Linked DNA regions of Homo sapiens: region 2 is linked to region 1. A link is an interaction called in ENCODE POLR2A ChIA-PET data of the cell type or tissue named here. Cell type or tissue: OCI-LY7. All regions are shown on one strand. Each heading gives the region's core, and the rest is flanking DNA. Links, peaks and the distances in the headings are about the cores only. Region 1 overlaps DENND5B-AS1 (DENND5B antisense RNA 1). Region 2 overlaps DENND5B (DENN domain containing 5B).

Region 1 (9,021 bases), core at 544-8,543:
TGTTCCCTTCCACGGAAATCTTTAGTAAAAGACAAAAGACGTATACGATCTGAAGAGAAACCAGAGTATGGACCTAATTGTGAACACTTTAATTACTCTTATGCAATATTGCTTTTCCTCACGTAGAAAGTACTGAAATGCATAACATTTCATTAGTAAGGAAGGAAGTGCCAGGTATCTGTTTCTCCTGTCTTCGGTGGTAACTTCTTACAGAATGTTTGTTAGATTCCAAGCGAATCAAACAAACACAGTAAAAAAACTGATTTACTGTTTGCACTAGCCAAGGCACGTCATTTTTTTTTTAAATTTGACCAGTAACTGATTTATGAGTTTGTAAGCCCCACATTAATATTTTTAAGGTGAAAAAAATTGAATCACCAACAAACAATGCATGCAATTAAAATATACTAATCTCATAAAAATAGAATTCCTAAAATCTTTCCTAAAGCTTTTAGGAAAATAGTCACACATTACAAAATTAAACACTAATTTGAAAATATCCGTATACTTTTTTAATTATCACTTCAGGATGACACTGTGTAAGTATATTCTGCATTAAGCTACAATGAAACGAAGTTGAAAGGATACTCAAGAATTAGCTATGTATCATTATATGCAGATTGTCCTCTGAAATAATGACAGAGAAGTAAATTAGCTCAGTGAACAAAAATCTGAGCAATGATCTGCTGTCTCCAAAGGACTTACTGGTAAAGCCTCAAATGGACGGCATGGCATGCTTGGGATAGCTGAGTCCTGCCACGGTCTGCGGAAGTGGAGGAATGAGAGATTGATAGCACTGCTAAGCTGGTGGCACATGGTGACTCTGACTACCAGTAAAATGTGGTCCAATGAATGTTTTGGGCTCTAAATAGTTACATTAGCAATCAATCCCTTCTTTCTTGGTTGTTTATATGTGGCTGGAGTGTGGTGGTGAAGAACGGTGTTGACAAGGATTGTCATAGCATCAAAAGAGAAAAATAACCTCTCCTCTCCTTAACACGACTTAAATATTTTGGAGAGTCCATTCTCCTCATCGTATTTGCTACTTCTCGATCCCTTACAGCCCTCTTTTTTGGGGGGGTGGCGGGTCACTCACCCAGGCTGGAGGGCAGTGGCACAATCTCGACTCACTGCAGCCTCCACCTCCCTGGCTCAAGCAATCCTCCCACCTCAGCCTCCCAAAGAGCTGGGACCACCCACAGGCATGTGCAATCACACCCAGCTAGTTTTTTGTATTTTTGGTAGAGACAGGGTTTCACCCTGTTGCCCAGGCGGGTCTCAAACCCCTGGGCTCAAACGATCCACCTGCTTCAGTCTCCCAAAGTGCTGGGATTACAGGTTTGAGCCACCTTAGAACCCTCTTTTACCCCTTGTTGTTGTTAACCACTTTTTACTAGCTAACAATTATAATAAATTTTCGTGTTCAAATTACTGGTTTCTATCTCCTGACTAATCCATAAGCCAAATGTCCATCACCAGATGAATGGAGAATTAAATTGGTATCCTCATACAAGGGAACACTACTTAGTAGTAAAGAGGAATGAACCACTGATACATGCCACAAGGTGCATGGCTGTCAAAAATATGCTAAGCAAAAGATGCCAGGCACAGAGGAGTCCATAGTGTATCCCTCTACTCATATGAAATTCTAGACTGGGCAGGAAGCAGATCAGTGGTTGCCTGGGGCCAGAGGTGATGTGGTGGGAAATTGACTGCAAAAGGGCAGGAGGGAGCTTTCCGGAGCAATGGGAAAATGTTGTACCTTGATTGTGGTAGTGCTTTCACAGACAGATATATTTGTCAAAACCCAATGTACTCTTACAGCAAATACATTTTTTTTTTTTTGAGATGGAGTCTCACTCTGTCACCCAGGTAGGAGTGTAGTGGCTCAATCTCGGCTCACTGCAACCTTTGCCTCCCGGGTTCAAGCAATTCTCCTGCCTCAGCCTCCTGAGTAGCTGGGATTACAGGTGCACGCCACCACACCCGGCTAATTTTTGTATTTTTAGTAGAGACAGGGTTTCACCGTATTGGTCAGGCTGGTCTCGAACTCCTGACCTTAGGTGATCTGTCCGCCTCAGCCTCCCAAAGTGCTGGGATTACAGGCGTGAGCCACCGCGCCTGGCTAGCAAATACATTTTAATATATATAAATTGTACCTCTTAGCTGGGCATGGTGACGTATGCCTTTGGTCCCAGCTACTTAGGAGGCTGAGATGGGAAGATCGCTTGAACCCAGGAGATGGAGGTTTTGATGAGCTGAGATTGTGCCACTGCACTCCAGCCTGGGCAACAGAGCAAGACCCTGTCAAACAAACAAACAAATAAATAAATAAATAAATAAATAAAATTGTACTCACAAATCTATTTACAAACAAAAAAGAGCCAAAAGATTTATGTCCAGTTTTTATTGCATCCTACTCATTTTCAAAAACTTTTGTAAAGTTTCAAAACTTTACATTTCCTAAAATTCTACTCATTTTGGTTGATTGACAAGGACTGATCCAAATTCTTACAAAAATTTTATTCAATTTTGGTTTTTTTTCAACCAGTATGTTTTGGGGTGGTTTGGTGTGCTGATAAAGGGGACAACCTCCAGACTCTCACTACCTGGGTTCAAATCTCACTTCTTTTAGTATCTATAAGACAATCTGCTTAATGTTACTCTAGCTTTAATTTCCTTATTTGTCCAGTGCAGATCAAAATTAAGTTATTGTGAAGTTTGAAGGAGATAATACATGTAGAGTGCTTAGCACAGTCCCTAGAACATAGAAAGTATTCAATATATGTAACTCATTGTTTCTGTGTGCCAGACACTGAGCTAGACATTTTAACATACTCTATCTCATTATTTTGATTTTTTTTTTTTTGAGACAGTTTCTCTCTCTCTGTTGCTCAGGCTGGAGTGCAGTGGTGTGATTTTCTTTTTTTGGAAGGCAGTTTTATAATTTTATTTGATATATTCGACAATCAGTGGTTAGTTCTCATCCACATTGACTGTCTGTAGATTTTTGAAAGCATAGGGATGCCATATGGGACATTCCTTAATCCTTTGGTCAAGACAGCTTTGTTAAGCCTGGTATCAGTGTGCACATCCGTAGTTCCCATGTCCTTGATGGCAAATTTCCAGATCTCGCTGAGTGCCCGAGGGGCACTCTTCTTGAAACCAACTCCATGAATGCGCTTGTGAATGTTGATGGTATATTCTCTGGTCACCAGCTCACTGATGGCAGAACTGTAATTCTTCTCACCACCCTTCTTTGCGGGAGGCATTCTGAGGGGCCCAAGTTGGAAAGGAAGAGTGCGAGGGATTGTGGGCGAAGTGCAGTGGTGTGATTATAGCTCACTGCAGCCTCCATCTTCCAGGCTCAAGTGATCCTCTCATCTCAGCCTCCCTAGGAGCTGCAGCTACAGGCACATGCCACCATGCCCAGCTAATTCTTTATTTATTTTATTTTATTTTTTGAGTCAAGGTCTCACTGTGCCACCCAGGCTGGAGTGCAGTGGCATGATCAAGGCTCACTGCAGCCTCCACCTCCTGGGTGCAAATGATCCTCCCACCTCTCAGCTCCCTGAGTACCGGGACCACAGGCACAAGCTATCATGCCCGGCTAATGTTTGTATTTTTTGTAGAGCTGGGGTTTCACCATGTTAGCCAGGCTGGTCTCCTAGCCTCAAGTGCTATGCCCGCCTCAGCCTCCCAAAGTGCTGGGATTACAGGTGTGAGCCACCCCGCCTGGCCAACTTTTTATTTTTATTTTTAATAGAGATAGGGTATCCTTACATTGCCCAGGTGTGCAATGTAAGTCTCGAACTCCTAAACTCAAATGATCCTCCTGCCTTGGCCTCCCAAAGTGGGCATGAGCCACCACGCCCAGTCATGAAAATCAGTCCAAGAGGTCTAGCACTTCTTGCGTAGCACTTCAGAATACAATAGGTCATGATCACTTTAATCAGATAGGGCCAATGGAGATATGCAGACCCTAGTTCCAGGCCCACTCAATGAGACATGATAAATACTGAGAGGGGTATAGGGGGGTTGGGGTCACTGAGCCTGTGCTGTGTTGACAAGAGAAGTTCAATGTGGCAGTCAAACTTAGCATCCAAAGTGGGCCACCATCTCTAGATGGCGTCTACACGGTCAGCAAAAGGGGCCGTAAGATTTAGTTGTTGCAAATGGTGACAGAAAGGAGCATCCAAGGCATCTGGCATTCGGAAATCCAGGCAAGCAAGGTGGCGGGGGTGGGGGGGTGGTGGCTCACACCTGTAATCCCAGCACTTTGGGAGGCCGAGGCAGGTGGAACAGCTGAGGTCAGGAGTTCAAGACCAGCCTGGCCAACATGGCGAGACCCTGTCTCTACTAAAAATACAAAATTAGCCAGGCGTGGTGGCGCACACCTATAATCCCAGCTACTTGGAAGGCTGAGGTAGGAGAATCGCCGGAACCCAGGCAGGTGAAGGTTGCAGTGAGCCGAGATTGCACCACTGTGCTCCAGCCTGGGAGACAGAGTGAGACTTTGTCTCCAAAAAGTAAAATAATATAATATAAAATTCCAGGCAAGCAGCTTCAGGAAGTCTATCATGGAATCACAGGTTCTCTCCAGTTGTAATAAGAAGTCAAGAGGATATAGTGGGTTGAATTGTGTCCCCAAAAAGGTGTGTCCAAGTCCTAATCCCTATACCTGTGAATGTGATCTTATTCAGAAATAAAATATTTGCAGATGTAATTGAGGATCTCATCTTGAGATCCTTAATGCAGTGCAATTATAGCTGAGTGGGCCCTAAACCCAATGACTGGTGTCCTTATAAGAAAAGGGAGATTTGAGATATTGAGACACACATAGGCGAAGATCATGTGAAGACAGAGACAGAGCTTGGAATGTTGTTGCCACAAGCTAAGGAGTGCCAAGCATTGCCAGCAGACACCAGAAGCTAGGAGAGAGGGATGGAATGGATTCTCCCTGGGGGTCCCCCAGAAGGAATCAGCCCTCCTGACACCTTGGTTTTAGCCTTGTGGCATCTAAAACTGTGAGAAAATTAACTTCTGTTATTTAAACCACCAAGTTTGTGGTAATTGGTTGCAGCAGCCCTAGGAAATTAATGTAGAGGGGAACCTGCAAGGGCCCAGCCTGAAAAAGGAACTAGAGACCTAGGTAGGTTACCAGAGCGGAACCCAAGATACTAGGACCGAGGGCTCCTGGAGAGAGACACTTGCATATAAGGCAGAAGCTAAATTCTAAGGACCTACGTACAATGACAAAGTCTAAATACAAAAGACGGTGACAGGACTTGGTAGAAGGTCCAAGCAGAACCCATTTGTAGCAGAAAATGGGGCAGGGATAGGCCTGAAAATCCACATCAAGTGTCCTCATCTATGGGAAGGAAAAGCTCTAAATAGACCAGAAACTGAAACAGGGTAGTGGTGTTGTTGTTGTTGTTGTTGTTGTTTTGTTGTTGTTGTTGTTTTAAAAGCAGAGACAAAGTCTCGCTATATTGCCCAGGCTGGTCTCAAACTCATGGGCTCAAGCAATCCTACCACCTCAGCCTCCCAAAGTGCTGGGATTACAGGCATGAGCCACTATACCCAGCAGGATTTGGGTTTTAAAAGGTCAATCAACAACTTCATCTTTCTTCCCTAAGATTGGAACCAATTGAGAAATAAGATATAGGATGCCAACAGATGGAGAACAGTTTCTATTATTAAATGTAGCCTCTGTTAATGCTAAAGCCGGCTGGGCACGGTGGCTCACACCTGTAATCCCAGCACTTTGGGAGGCTGAGGTGGGCAGATCACCTGAAGTCAGGAGTTCAAGACCAGACTGGCCAACATGGCAAAACCCCATCTCTACTGAAAATACAAAAATTAGCCAGGTGCAATGGCGCACACCTGTAATCCCAGCTACTCGGGAGGCTGAGGCAGAAGAATCACTTGAACCTGGGAAGCGGAGGTTGTGGTGAGTGCAGATAGCACCACTGCACTCCAGCCTGGGTGACAGAGTGGACTCTGTCTTTAAAAAAAAAAAAAAAAAAAAAAAAAAAGGTAAAGCTGATCTGAAGAAAGAGCAGGTCTGTGGCAGAGATTTGCTACATTACTTTCCATCCCTTCAATCTTTTCTTCCCGCTGACCAAACCCTGGCTCAGGCCACCGAAGGGGATATTTGAATCTGTAGAGCATCTACATTTAGTTCAGTATTGCTGTCCCATGTAAGCCCCAGGTGGGAAGGAAATAGAAGACTCTCCAATGCTTGCTAACTTTAATTAGATTAGCGCCATCCAATGGAGAAATGAAGACCATGAACTACTTTGCAAACCTAGCAGGCAGGGGAGGGGTGAAGTGGGGGCCAACAGTGTTACTGTAGTAGAAGTTCCTCTACATGGAAACGTGAGGCAAGAGGAAAGGAAGTTCCTCCCTAATAGGTGGCTGTTTAATCAGAATCCATCCCCTCCTCCTTCGTTGTGTAGTGTTCATGTCCTTCACATGGTATTGGGTTTACACCTAGCTCTAGGATGTCTTTGTGAACCTATATTCCTTTTAAGAGTTACTGACTCAGGGATGAACAGTTATCCTAAGCTGGCCTAATTAGGATGAGGTTCAGAACTTTTGTTTGATAGTTGGAGAAAGGAACATCCTCTTCTTACCTTGGGTGTAAATATGATATATACCGTCCCAAAATTACCAGTAGCCTTACAAGGAAAGCCAGGCCAAGGATGAAGCCAATATACAGAATGGAGCAGAGCCAAGAATATCACTGAAAAGTAGACTATATTATAAACTCTGGCTCAAATCATACAGGAAGCCTACTCAATATCTGGAATTTGTCAGTTAATGTGAGCCAATGAATTCCTTTTATTGTTTCAGCCAGTTTGAGTTATTTTCTTTAACTTTCAACTGAATGTTTACTCTCAAAATAAGGGGAATAGTCTCTAAGATCCCGTCCAGTTAAAAAAAAAAAAAAACCTTATGAATCTAAAAGGAGGCCAGGCGCGGTGGCTCACACCTGCAATCCTAGCACTTTGGAAGGCCGAGGTGGGCAGATCACGAGGTCAGGAGATCGAGACCATCCTGGCTAACACGGTGAAACCCCGTCTCTACTAAAAATGCAAAAAATTAGCCGGGCGTAGTGGCGCATGCCTGTAGTCCCAGCTACTCGGGAGGCTGAGGCAGGAGAATGGCATGAACCTGGGAGGCGGAGCTTCCAGTGAGCTGAGATCGCGCCACTGCACTCCAGCCTGGGCGACTAAGCGAGACTCCGCCTCCAAAAAAAAAAAAAAAAAAACTGAAAGGAAAGAAATATAATTCCATATTCTAGAAAAAGCCCCAGAACTAGCTCTTCTTTCTTCTTTTCTTTTTTTTGGGGGGACGGAGGCTCGGTCTGTTGTCCAGGCTGGAGTGCAGTGGCGCGATCTCGGCTCACTGCAAGTTCTGCCTCCCGAGTTCACGCCATTCTCCTGCCTCAGCCTTCTGAGTTGCTGGGACTACAGGCGCCCGCCACCAGGCGCGGCTAATTTTTTTTTTTTTTTTTTTTTTTTTTTGTATTTTCAGTACAGACGGGGTTTCACCGTATTAGCCAGGATGGTCTCAATCTTCTAACCTCGTGATCTGCCCACCTCGGCCTCGCAAAGCGCTGGGATTACAGGCGTGAGCCTCCGCGACCGGCCAGAACTAGCTCTTCTTAAGGATGTGACAGTGATCTGCACTAGAGCTTCAGGCAGCTAAGGTAGGCTTTCCTGGAAATCAGCCCATAAGATGAGAAAGAAATCTTTTTTTTTTTTTTTTGAGAAGGAGAGTCTCGCTGTGTCACCCAGGCTGGAGTGCAGTGGCGCAATCTCGGCTCACTGCAACCTCTGCCTCCCGGGTTCAAGCGATTCTCCTGCCTCAGCCTCCTGAGCAGCTGGGATTACAGGCGTGTGCCACCACGCCCAGCTAATTTTCGTGTTTTTAATAGAGACGAGGTTTCACCATCTTGGCCAGGCTGGTCTTGAACTCCTGACTTTGTGATCTAACCACCTCGGCCTCCCAAAGTGCTGGGATTACAGGCATGAGCCACTGCGCCTGGCCCAAGATGAGGAAGAAATTTTAGCAGCCTTCTGCAGAAGGTATTTTCCTGGGTTGGCTGGGTTCCTTCCATCAAACCAAAATCAAGAGTATATGAGTAGAAATTAAAATGCAGATTTTCTATCAAAAGTTAGAATACTCATACCCTCTGATTCATCAATTCTGCATCTCAGACTTTCTCCTACAGAAATATGCAAGTAAAGAATATGTGTACAACGTCCCCTGAAACATTGCTCATTATATTTAAAAGTGGAAACAATCTTATTCCTACCAATAGGAAATAGGAAGCAGTTAGCTGGGTGTGGTGGCTCACATCTGTAATCCCAGCACTCTGGGAGGCAGGAGGTTCCTTTGAGCCTAGGAGTTCAAGACCAGTCTGGGCAACATGATGGAACTCTGCCTATATTAAAAATAAAAAGTAAAAAATATAAAAAAAAATTTTAAATAAAAATAAAAAAGACAAAAAATGAAGTGGTTAAATAGATTCTGGTATATCTGATACAATGCATGCTAAGAATGAGGTTACACTGATGGAAAAAATATCTAATATATGGCTGAATATAAAAGGCAAGAAAAGACAGCTGGGTGTGGTGGCTCACACCCATAATCCCAACACTTTGGGAGGCTGAGGTGGGCGGATCACTTGAGGTCAGGAGTTCAAGACCAGCCTGGCCAATATGGTGAAACCTCGTCTCTATTAAAATTACAAAAAATTAGCCAGGCTTGGTGGTGCGCACTTATAGTCCCAGCTACTTGGGAGGCTGAGTCAGAAGAATCACTTGAATCTGGGAGATGGAGGGTTGCAGTGAGCTGAGATCGTGACACTGCACTCCAGCCTGGGCAACAGAATGAGACTCCATCTCAAAAAAAAAAAAAGCAAGAAAAGAAAAATATATAGTTCCTATTTTTGTGTTAAAAATAAACTGTATACATGTTTGTGCATGAAAACATCTGAACAGCTTCCAT
Region 2 (9,021 bases), core at 529-8,528, 78 kb before region 1:
CCAACAAATATATTGAGCCTTGCTACAAGCTTAGCCAAGCATATTAGGAATATAGAAAATTTATCAGTAATGGTTCTTCCCTCAGCATTTATAGAAGAAATTCTTGAAAAGGCAAAAATTCAACTGTTAGAGACAATTATAGCACAATGGAGAGGCTTTAGAGCATATCTTAAAATAATTTAAATATATGCATTAAAAGCTACTCTTTCCGAAAAAAGTGATTACACTTATCTTGCACGTAGATGTATGGGTATGAAAACTAGGTTGCCCCTTGTTTATTGGGCTGAACTTGCTCCTTTTGATAATTACTAAAGTATGTCATTTATTTATATTCATTTTCTCTAATGATGTACAGCATATTCTCTGTGTTAGTATATCTCGCACCTAAACAAATTAAGCATGGGTGGGCACGGTGGCTCGCGTCTGTTAGCTCTTTGGGAGGCTAAGGTGGGCAGATCACTTGAGCCCACGAGTTTGAGACCAGCCTGGGCAACATGGCAAAACCTTGTCTCCACAAAAAATATAAAAATTAGACAGCTGTGGTGGTGCACACCTATAGTCCCAGACAGCTACTTGGGAGGTTGAACTGGATCACCTGAGTCTAGGGATGGTGAGGTTGCAGTGAGCTGTGATCACGCCACTCCTCTCTAGCCTGGACAATAAGAGTGAGACCCTGTCTCAAAAAAAAAAAAAAAAAAAAGTTAACCCCAAGCCATGAAGAAACCTTGGCCCATTATCTATTTTTTCCATTTCTTCATCACATTTGAGCTTTCATCATTGATGATAGCAGTCATTTTTCTGTTCTTTGGTTGCAAAACAATATACGATTTATGTGCTCCTTCAAGACTGATATAATATCTGACTGCCATTAACACCTACCTTTTCAAGAGCTGACCATCTGATCTATATATTATTTAAGTTCTTTCCTTTGTTTCTTGGGCTGCTCAACTTTAATGCAATTTATTTTCCTGTCTGTAATTTTAAAAAATTTCAGGCTGGGCCCTGTGGCTCACACCTTCTAATCCCAGCACTTTGGGAGACTGAAGTGGGAGGGCTGCTTGAGTCCAGGATGTTGAGGCTGCAGTGAGCCCTGATCGTGCCACTGCACTCCAGCCTGGGCAACAGAGTGAGACCCTATCTCAAAAAAATTAAAAAGAAGAAATTAGAGCATATAGAGAAGTAAAACAGAAATAATTAACACTGTGTGTAGATACCTTCCCTCCTGAATTCAACAAATGTTAACACTTTGCTATATTCATTTCACAACTTTTTAAAACAGAAATATGAATCTTAAATTCGGCTGGGGAAAAAAAAACAGAAATAAAAACTTTAGATAAATGAAAATTCCCTCAGCTGGAGCTCAGAACATCAGCCTCCATTCTGCACATCCATATCTTTCAGGACTGTTTCCTACATGTATAAACTACCCCACTACAACCCACGGTGATTCCTTTTTTCTCTAAGCCCTACCCACTTGATTATCTAATATAGGCAAATGTTTGTTTTGTTTTGTTTTTCTGTGAGAATGTCCTCTATCCTGCGCTTAAAGCGGACTATGAGTAGTTAGCACCCTGTATCACACCCAGCTCTATGCCCTAATTCTGTATTGGCTGTTTGCTGCCTTTGTCTTGAGACTTAAGGTGAAAACCATCTTAGCTGAGGTGAAGGGCAGTGAAAAGTATAGCACAGTACTGAATGAGAAGTGCATAGAAATATGAACTGATAAAAGAAACAATCTCTCCATAACTACACAAGCTTCAGTTAAATTAACAGCTGTAGCCTTAGTTTTACTAACGATTGTATTTGGACGTTAGTCTGTAAAAGAATTCACCTCCCATAGGAACAATGTTATAAGATGATTAAGTCTCCTCATTTCCCAGCCCTAAACTAGTAGGGGTGCTTTTAATGATCCAAGACTGGGATCTGGGAAGGTCAGGGAGGAGAAAGTGACAGAGATCAAGTTCAGAAGTCCTTGAATCCAGAGTTGATGAAGGGCTGGGAAGTGAAGCACAGGGGTTCTGGGAGTCTAAGAAGTCAAATGACACTTTGGGGATCATCAAACACTATGAAGTTTATCCTTTACTGTGCCTTTCTGCCTCACACTAACCCTTCCTATAACTTGTTACCTGCAGCTATGTACTCTTGCCTTTGCAGGTGGATGAGAAAGTGGGGGCTCCTTCCCTCAACTCAGCCTTGCATTGCTGGAATAAAAAGCCTGAGTTCCCAAAGGTAGATCTGCGGGCAGTCTCTGCAATGGGAGCAGTGCAAAGTGGAGAGGCAGGGAAAGAGCTTTATAAACTGAAGCTCTGGAAGTCAGAAACCTCTCACATTCAGCTTCTCTGATTACACAGCTCATCTTTCCTCCTCAACCAGACTGGATGTCCCACTATCAGAGACTATGAACACATAAAACTTGATTCAAATATTTTAGGAAATAACACTACACAAACAAATAATTCAAAAAATGTTAGACTTGAATTATCTTTAAGAGCCTGAGCAGTCCCTCTCCCTCTCTCATTGTTTACATTAGGAGAACACAGATGCTCAGCTAACATGGTTTGCCTAAGGTGAGAATTAAAGACAGAGCTGAGGCTTGAATTAAGAGTCTCCAGAAACCCAGTCTCAAAGACAGTGTCTTCCTCTATTAAATGTCCACCTCTGTACCCTTGTGCCAGGACCAGGGCTAAGCATGTAAGCATGAGGCACATACTCAATAAAAATGGGCCAACAGACTTTTCTACATGTAATCTGTGAGCTTTGAGGCACTATTCAAATATACCTTTTTTTTTTTTTACTAAGATAGTTAGCAAGCAAATATCTTCAAGCAGCTTTTAATCAAGCTTTTAGTACTGTATATTACCTTCCCTTCTCAAACTAACTTAAAATCACCTTAATTCCACACTCACTGCATCATACTCAAAAGCATAGCTAATTTTCTGGGTTTTTTAAATCTTTTTTTTTTGCCTCATGCTGTGCTAATTTAACCTCATCTTGGTAAACAAGAAAATGGTCCTAGTTTGACAGACTCTAGCTGCAGCAACTGCAGCTGGCCTATATGCAAACCAATTTTGTTCATTCTTTATCCTGGCAGGGAGCCCTGCCCTAGAATTGTTTTAGGGCTAATCAGCATTAAACCTGCGTCAGAAATGTTGCTGAAAGCAGCCCTAGAGCAAGACCACAGCAACAAAGCTCTTCAGGAAAGGGATGACAAATGCAGCAGCTATGTAAAAATCTATGGGAAGACTTTTGTTCATGAGAGTAAAAGTGGGGCCTAGCTTCTTTTCTGTGCTTTGGCACTTATCCTGTGGAAATGACTTCGAAAGGAGATACGGAAGACAAACGATGCACCAAATTTGCTCTATTTCTTTCTTTCTGGGTGCTTGGTGATTAGCCAAAAAATGTTACTAACTTCAGATGGTAGCAAATGGTAAAGAAATTAGATTTGCATCCTTTGCTACTCTCTGAACTTGAAAACACTGCATGACTTGTCTTTTTGAAAACACTGCATGACTTGTGAGTTAGCATGATTTTCTATAGGATGAACCTGAGGTACAAGAAACAGATGTGCATAATGACACCTTGAGTAGATATAAACAACTCTGTCTAAAAACTTTGTTAATGGATAAATTCCTTAACAACAAATGATTAAATATTGGAGTGGTTTTCTTTCTACTCATCTGCTGGATTCAGTCTGTACCTTTCAGTGTATCACATTCATTTTACATTAGAATTTGAATGTATTAGCAATCTAATACATTGTTAGTAACTTTCACAAGTACTCACAAAAGAAGGCCATTAGGCTTCCCTAAATGCCACCAGATCTGTGGGGCTCACACAGAAGTCAAAAAAGGACAGTCCATTTTTGTCTGATCACTGTAGTTCTTGAACATATGGTTGCTTTCTGTGTCTGCTCACTTAATTCTCATTAAATGACTAGTAAATCAGTAACTGCAACAGATAAGCATGCTTCAGAATTTTTTTATAACAGCTTTATTGAGCTATATTGCACATACCCTTACACTCACCCTTTTAAAGTATACAATTCAGTGATTTTAGTATATTTATAGAGTTGTGTGAGCATCACTACTATCTAATTTTAGAACATTTTCATCACCCCAAAAAGAAACCCTGCACCTCACCTTAGCAGAGAGACTTTTTGATATGGTAGCCATCCCTGTTTGCTAGGTGTGTTTGCTACCTGTTCAGGCATTTCTTGGCCTGTGTCAACTGGAACATGGCAAAAAAATTTTATAGTGTTTAGGCAATAAATGAAAACCCTCATAAAATGTGTTTCAAATAAGCTTTTTCTCTAGTCCAATCCTATCCATGTACCAGCTTGGAGACTTTCATTCTAAGAAATAATTTATTTGCAGAAGAGTTAATAAACACTATCCAACTTACAGATATCAAAATGAATTGTGATAACATCTACAAAAATCAGTTTCCTGCAGATATTCTGCGTTGAAGTTCTTACTAATCAACTATAGGGTGCTATAGAACTTTTTAACCTTGTTTCCAAAATATGGGAAGACAATTTTGCATTATTGCAGTTTCCAGGCACTTATAATGAATTAAAATGAAACAGCTGTTAATCATATGCAGCAAATCTCTAGCTAGTATAGAAGTTAGGCACACCTAGCATAGAAACTAGGCAGATAATGGAACTGAAATAAACTTAGTAAGCAAAGAAAGTTAATAGAAAGATAATGTGAACCATATATATAATTTAAATTTTTCTAGTAGCTACTTTTTTTTCTTTTTGAGAAAGAGTCTCACTCTGTCATCCAGGCTGGAGTACAGTGGTGTGATCTCAGCTCACTGCAACCTCCACCTCCTGGGTTCAAGCGATTCTCCTGCCTCAGCCTCCCGACTAGCTGGGACTACAGGTGTGTGCCACCATGCCCGGCTAATTTTTGGTATTTTTAATAGAGACAGGGTTTCACTGTGTTAGCCAGGATGGTCTCGATCTCCTGACCTCATGATCCACACACCTCGGCCTCCCAAAGTGCTGGGATTACAGGGGTAGCTACATTTTAAAAATAGTTAACAACAACAACAACAACAACAACAAAAACAGGAAAAATTCATCATGACAATAAATTTTACTTCTTGTATCCAAAATATTGCTCCAACATGTAATAAACATACAAAAATGTTAGTGAGATATTAAATCTTTGAAATCCAGTGAGTATTTTACATCTACAGCTCATTTCATTTTGAACTAGTCAAGTTTCAAATACTCAAGTCACATGTGGCTAAGTGGCTCCCATATCAAGCAGCACAGCCTTAGATCATTAAAGTTGGTCTTTTTTTTTTTTTTAATTTCATCATAAGGGATTGCCTGGCTATAAGGATGCCAAGGGAAATAATGCTAACTGAATAAAATAGGCGTCAAAAACAATAGAAAAGGTTATATCAATGTTATATATAGTAAGTTCAGAGATAAGGCATTAGAATTCCACTGTACATTCTGTGGGGTGTGCAGATATCAGACATTCACTTTAGTACAAAAAAACTTTTTTTTTTTTTTAATATTTAGAGACAGCGTCTCACTATGCTGCTCTGGCTGCACTCGAACTCCCGGGTTCAAGTGATCCACCTGCCTCAGCCTCCAGAGCAGCTTGGGAATACAGGCACACACCACTGCACCTGGCTATTCTACCAATACTTATTTTTGTAGACTGAACTGTACAGGGTTAAGTAAAATTATAATGAGAAAATTGCTGATTGTATTTCAATTAAATTTAAGAAACAGTTTCATTTTTGTTAGTCTGTCCTATACAAGATGCCTACATAAAACAGAAATGTGTGTGGGTTTTTTTAGTGGCTTTTCTACTCCTGTATATCTAGCGTCAACAAAGACCACCACCATCCATCCAAACCATTAAACCAAGGAATGATTCTTGCTTCCTCTTGCTTCCCCTAGCCATTTAAGTAACTGCCTGTAATGCTAAGTTCCGTTCCATCCCCATGCCTTAGTTTAGGTACACTTCATCTCTTGTCCAGACTACTTCAGTAGCCTCCTACCTGGCCTCCCTATCAACCAGACTCCATACTATTGCCAAAATCATCTTCTTAATATGCTAATCTGATCATTATAATCCCCTGCATAAAATCTTTCAGTGGCTCTTTATGACTGGATAAAAATTCCTTAGCTTGTAATACAAATTTATATTTGGCCCTTGGCTACCCTCTTCAATTCTATTTACTACCCTTCCTCTTCTCTCTCATGTTAGCTATAGTAAATTTGCTGTCATATCCTCACCCCTTTCTGCTTTTACAAATGTTTTCCCTCAGTTTAAGACATCCCCCACTCAATCCTTGCCCACTTAGCAAACATCTGCTCATGGTGCAGAGTTACATTCTCAGTGAAAATTTCCCCATCTCCCACTAGGGAGAGTTAGATAAACACCTCTAAACGCTGATTTACAGCATCTATCACATTGTGCAGTAGAAAAGGCTAAGCTGAGAGTCAATAACCTTTGGAAACTTCTTAGGAAAGCATGGCCATATCAGGAACTAAAATTTGCTGTACTCTGCAGTCCTAAATTCATGTACCTCCCTTTGAAAGCTGGGCTGATCCCAATTTCCTAGGTGAGGTAAATATCAAAGAGGTTCTAACTAGTTCAAAATTTTAAAACTATTAAAATTGCTATTATTATTTTGAGACAAGGTCTGGCTCTATTACCCTGGCTGAAGAGCAGTGGCACGATCTAGCTCACTGCAACCTCTGCCTCCTGGGCTCAAGCCATCCTCCCCAGTTCAGGCTCCCAAGTAGTTGGGACTACAGGCACACACCATCATGCCCGGCTAATTTTGTATTTTTTGTCGAGATGAGGTTTCACCACGTTACCCCGGCTGGTCTCGTTACTTGTGAGCTCAAGCGACACACCTGCCCTGGCCTCACCCTGGGACTACAGGTGAGCGACTGCACACGGCCTTTTTTAACCTTTAACTCTCCAATAACTTACTGCATTTGTTCAGTTCTTACCTGATCCCAGTAAAGTATCCATGACAAAAACATCTAAATACCTTTCCTTTTTTAGGCAGGAGGGAGTGGGGCTTATATGCAGGCTTTGACTTCCAGTTTTATTGAGGGTGGCTTCATCCCTTAGAACAACTTTTGTGTTGTTTTCAGACCTAGAGTGGGGCTGTGAAACTCCCAAGTCTTGGGTTATAGGGGACCAATATGGGAGATTCCCTGAGGATGTTAGCATTCCCAGAATAGGAGGGAAGGTGAGATAAATGTGCCTTTTTTTTTCCTTTTTTTTTTTTTTTAAAGAAAAAGCCTCATTCTGTCGCCCAGGCTGGAGTGCAGTGGCGTGATCTCGGCTCACTGCAGCCTCCGCCTCCCAGGTTCAAGCGATCATCCCACCCGAACCTCCCAAGAAACTGAGATTACCGGCATGCACCACCACACCTGCCTGGCTAATTTTTGTATTTTTAGTAGAGATGGGGGTTTGCCATGTTGGCCAGGCTGGTCTCAAACTCCTGGCCTCAAGTGATCCGCCTGCCTTGGCCTTCCAAAGTGTTGGGATTACAGGTGTGAGCCACCACACCTGGCCTATTCTTGCAATTCTGGAAGATTTAGGGGGCTGGCAGGAGACAAGACTGAGATTGTTTAGGCCATCCTGTTGCTGACACAATCCTGGCACTTAAGCGGGAATGCAGTGGCCTAAGTGTAAGGCAACATATCTCTCATACCATTTCACCAAAACAAAACAAAAAACACTTCTGAGTGAATGTCTGGCCATCTTATTAGCATCTTATTAATCTGTTTTGACATTATCCTAAAAATATGCTTTTCCTCAAAAAAAAAAAAGTCGTACAACACTGTGAATGTATTAAATGCCATTAAATTGTACACTTCAGAATGGTTAACTTTATGTTATATAAATTTTGCCCCAATTTTTAAAAATGAAAAAAAGAGTATATGACAAGAAAGATAACTACAGGATTACCAAAGCCATTATATTTTCCCTCATTTGTATGTACATGACACACTGGTTCTATAATGTTTCCCAAGAATAGATCTTGAATCCTAAGACTGCTGTGATGGGACTCTGAGAGAAGAGATTATAATGTCAGAATACTTAGCTCCTAGGATGTGATTAAGCTTATTTTGTTCATCACTAAAGTGGTATCATAGCATTCTTTCTACCATATTAAAGTAAATGAATCCTAATTAACATCTGTAATAGCTCAGTGGGCCTCTTTGTCTTTTAAGTGAAAACTACTGAGCCCTTTTTTTTTTTTTTTTTTTTTTAGATCATGTCATAGAAACATTGGTGGCACAATCCAAGTGGTGACGAATCAATTAATGCATGGAATAAAAAAAGAGCTGAAAAGACAGTAGTAAACATAGGGCTAATTTATGAATTGTATTTTTAATGAAATTACCTTTTATTAGGAAACTCTAAGAGGTCTATTTCTCTCCTTTTGAATTTGGGCTTGCCTTGTGACCAGCAGAATATGGCAGAAATGTCACTGTGACAGTCCTAGGTTCAGCCCTTAAGAGAGTCCTGGAAGCTCCTGTTGTTTCTATCTTAGAATTCATTTAAGAAGCCTGGTTGGGACGGGCACGGTGGCTCACACCTGTAATCCCAGCACTTTGGGAGGCTGAGGTGGGCAAATCACCTGAGGTCAGGAGTTCCAGACCAGCCTGGCCAACATGGTGAAACCCCATCTCTACCAAAAATACAAAAATTAGCCGGGCATGATGGCATGTGCCTGTAATCCCAGCTACTTGGGAGGCTGAGGGAGGAGAATCGCTTGAACCTGGAAGGCAGGGGTTGCAGTGACCTGAGACTGCACCATTGCACTCCAGCCTCGGCGACAGAGCCATGATACTCTGTGACATTTACAAAAGAAGGAATATCCTTGAAATTTAAGAAAAAATAAAAACCAAAAACAAAGAAAAAGAAAAAAAAAGAAATTTGAGCAAGGTAAGCTTAGGATAAGCAGAGGACAGTGTGACTTGACACATCAGCTTAGAGACCCAGTTTTCTATAGTCCTCTCTT

Evidence for each region. Peaks named below come from ENCODE experiments on the same cell type or tissue, not always from the same donor. Only the 100,000 strongest peaks of a DNase experiment are listed, where the experiment ranks them.
Region 2: POLR2A ChIA-PET joins it to region 1 with 14 read pairs; 15 of 35 experiments call an interaction of 5 or more read pairs at or near these places.

What each region holds. Positions count from the first base shown.
Region 1 is chr12:31,594,138-31,603,158 of GRCh38, forward strand. It overlaps DENND5B-AS1 (DENND5B antisense RNA 1), which reads left to right. Exons shown (of 3, transcript NR_046909.1): 2 at 7,543-7,717. It also overlaps the pseudogene RNU5F-4P and the pseudogene RPL31P50. Among named protein-coding and RNA genes, the nearest start is that of DENND5B, 7.5 kb to the left of the region's middle. In OCI-LY7, for the core only: a CTCF peak has its summit at 6,283; DNase peaks (open chromatin) are centred at 5,154 and 6,284; H3K4me3 peaks cover 951 bases; H3K27ac peaks cover 2,570 bases.
Region 2 is chr12:31,515,798-31,524,818 of GRCh38, forward strand. All of the region lies in intron 1 of DENND5B (DENN domain containing 5B), which reads right to left. Among named protein-coding and RNA genes, the nearest start is that of DENND5B-AS1, 70 kb to the right of the region's middle. RefSeq lists enhancers at 2,683-3,220, 3,221-3,757 and a silencer at 2,958-3,252. In OCI-LY7, for the core only: no CTCF peak of the experiment used is centred there; a DNase peak (open chromatin) is centred at 3,094; H3K27ac peaks cover 981 bases.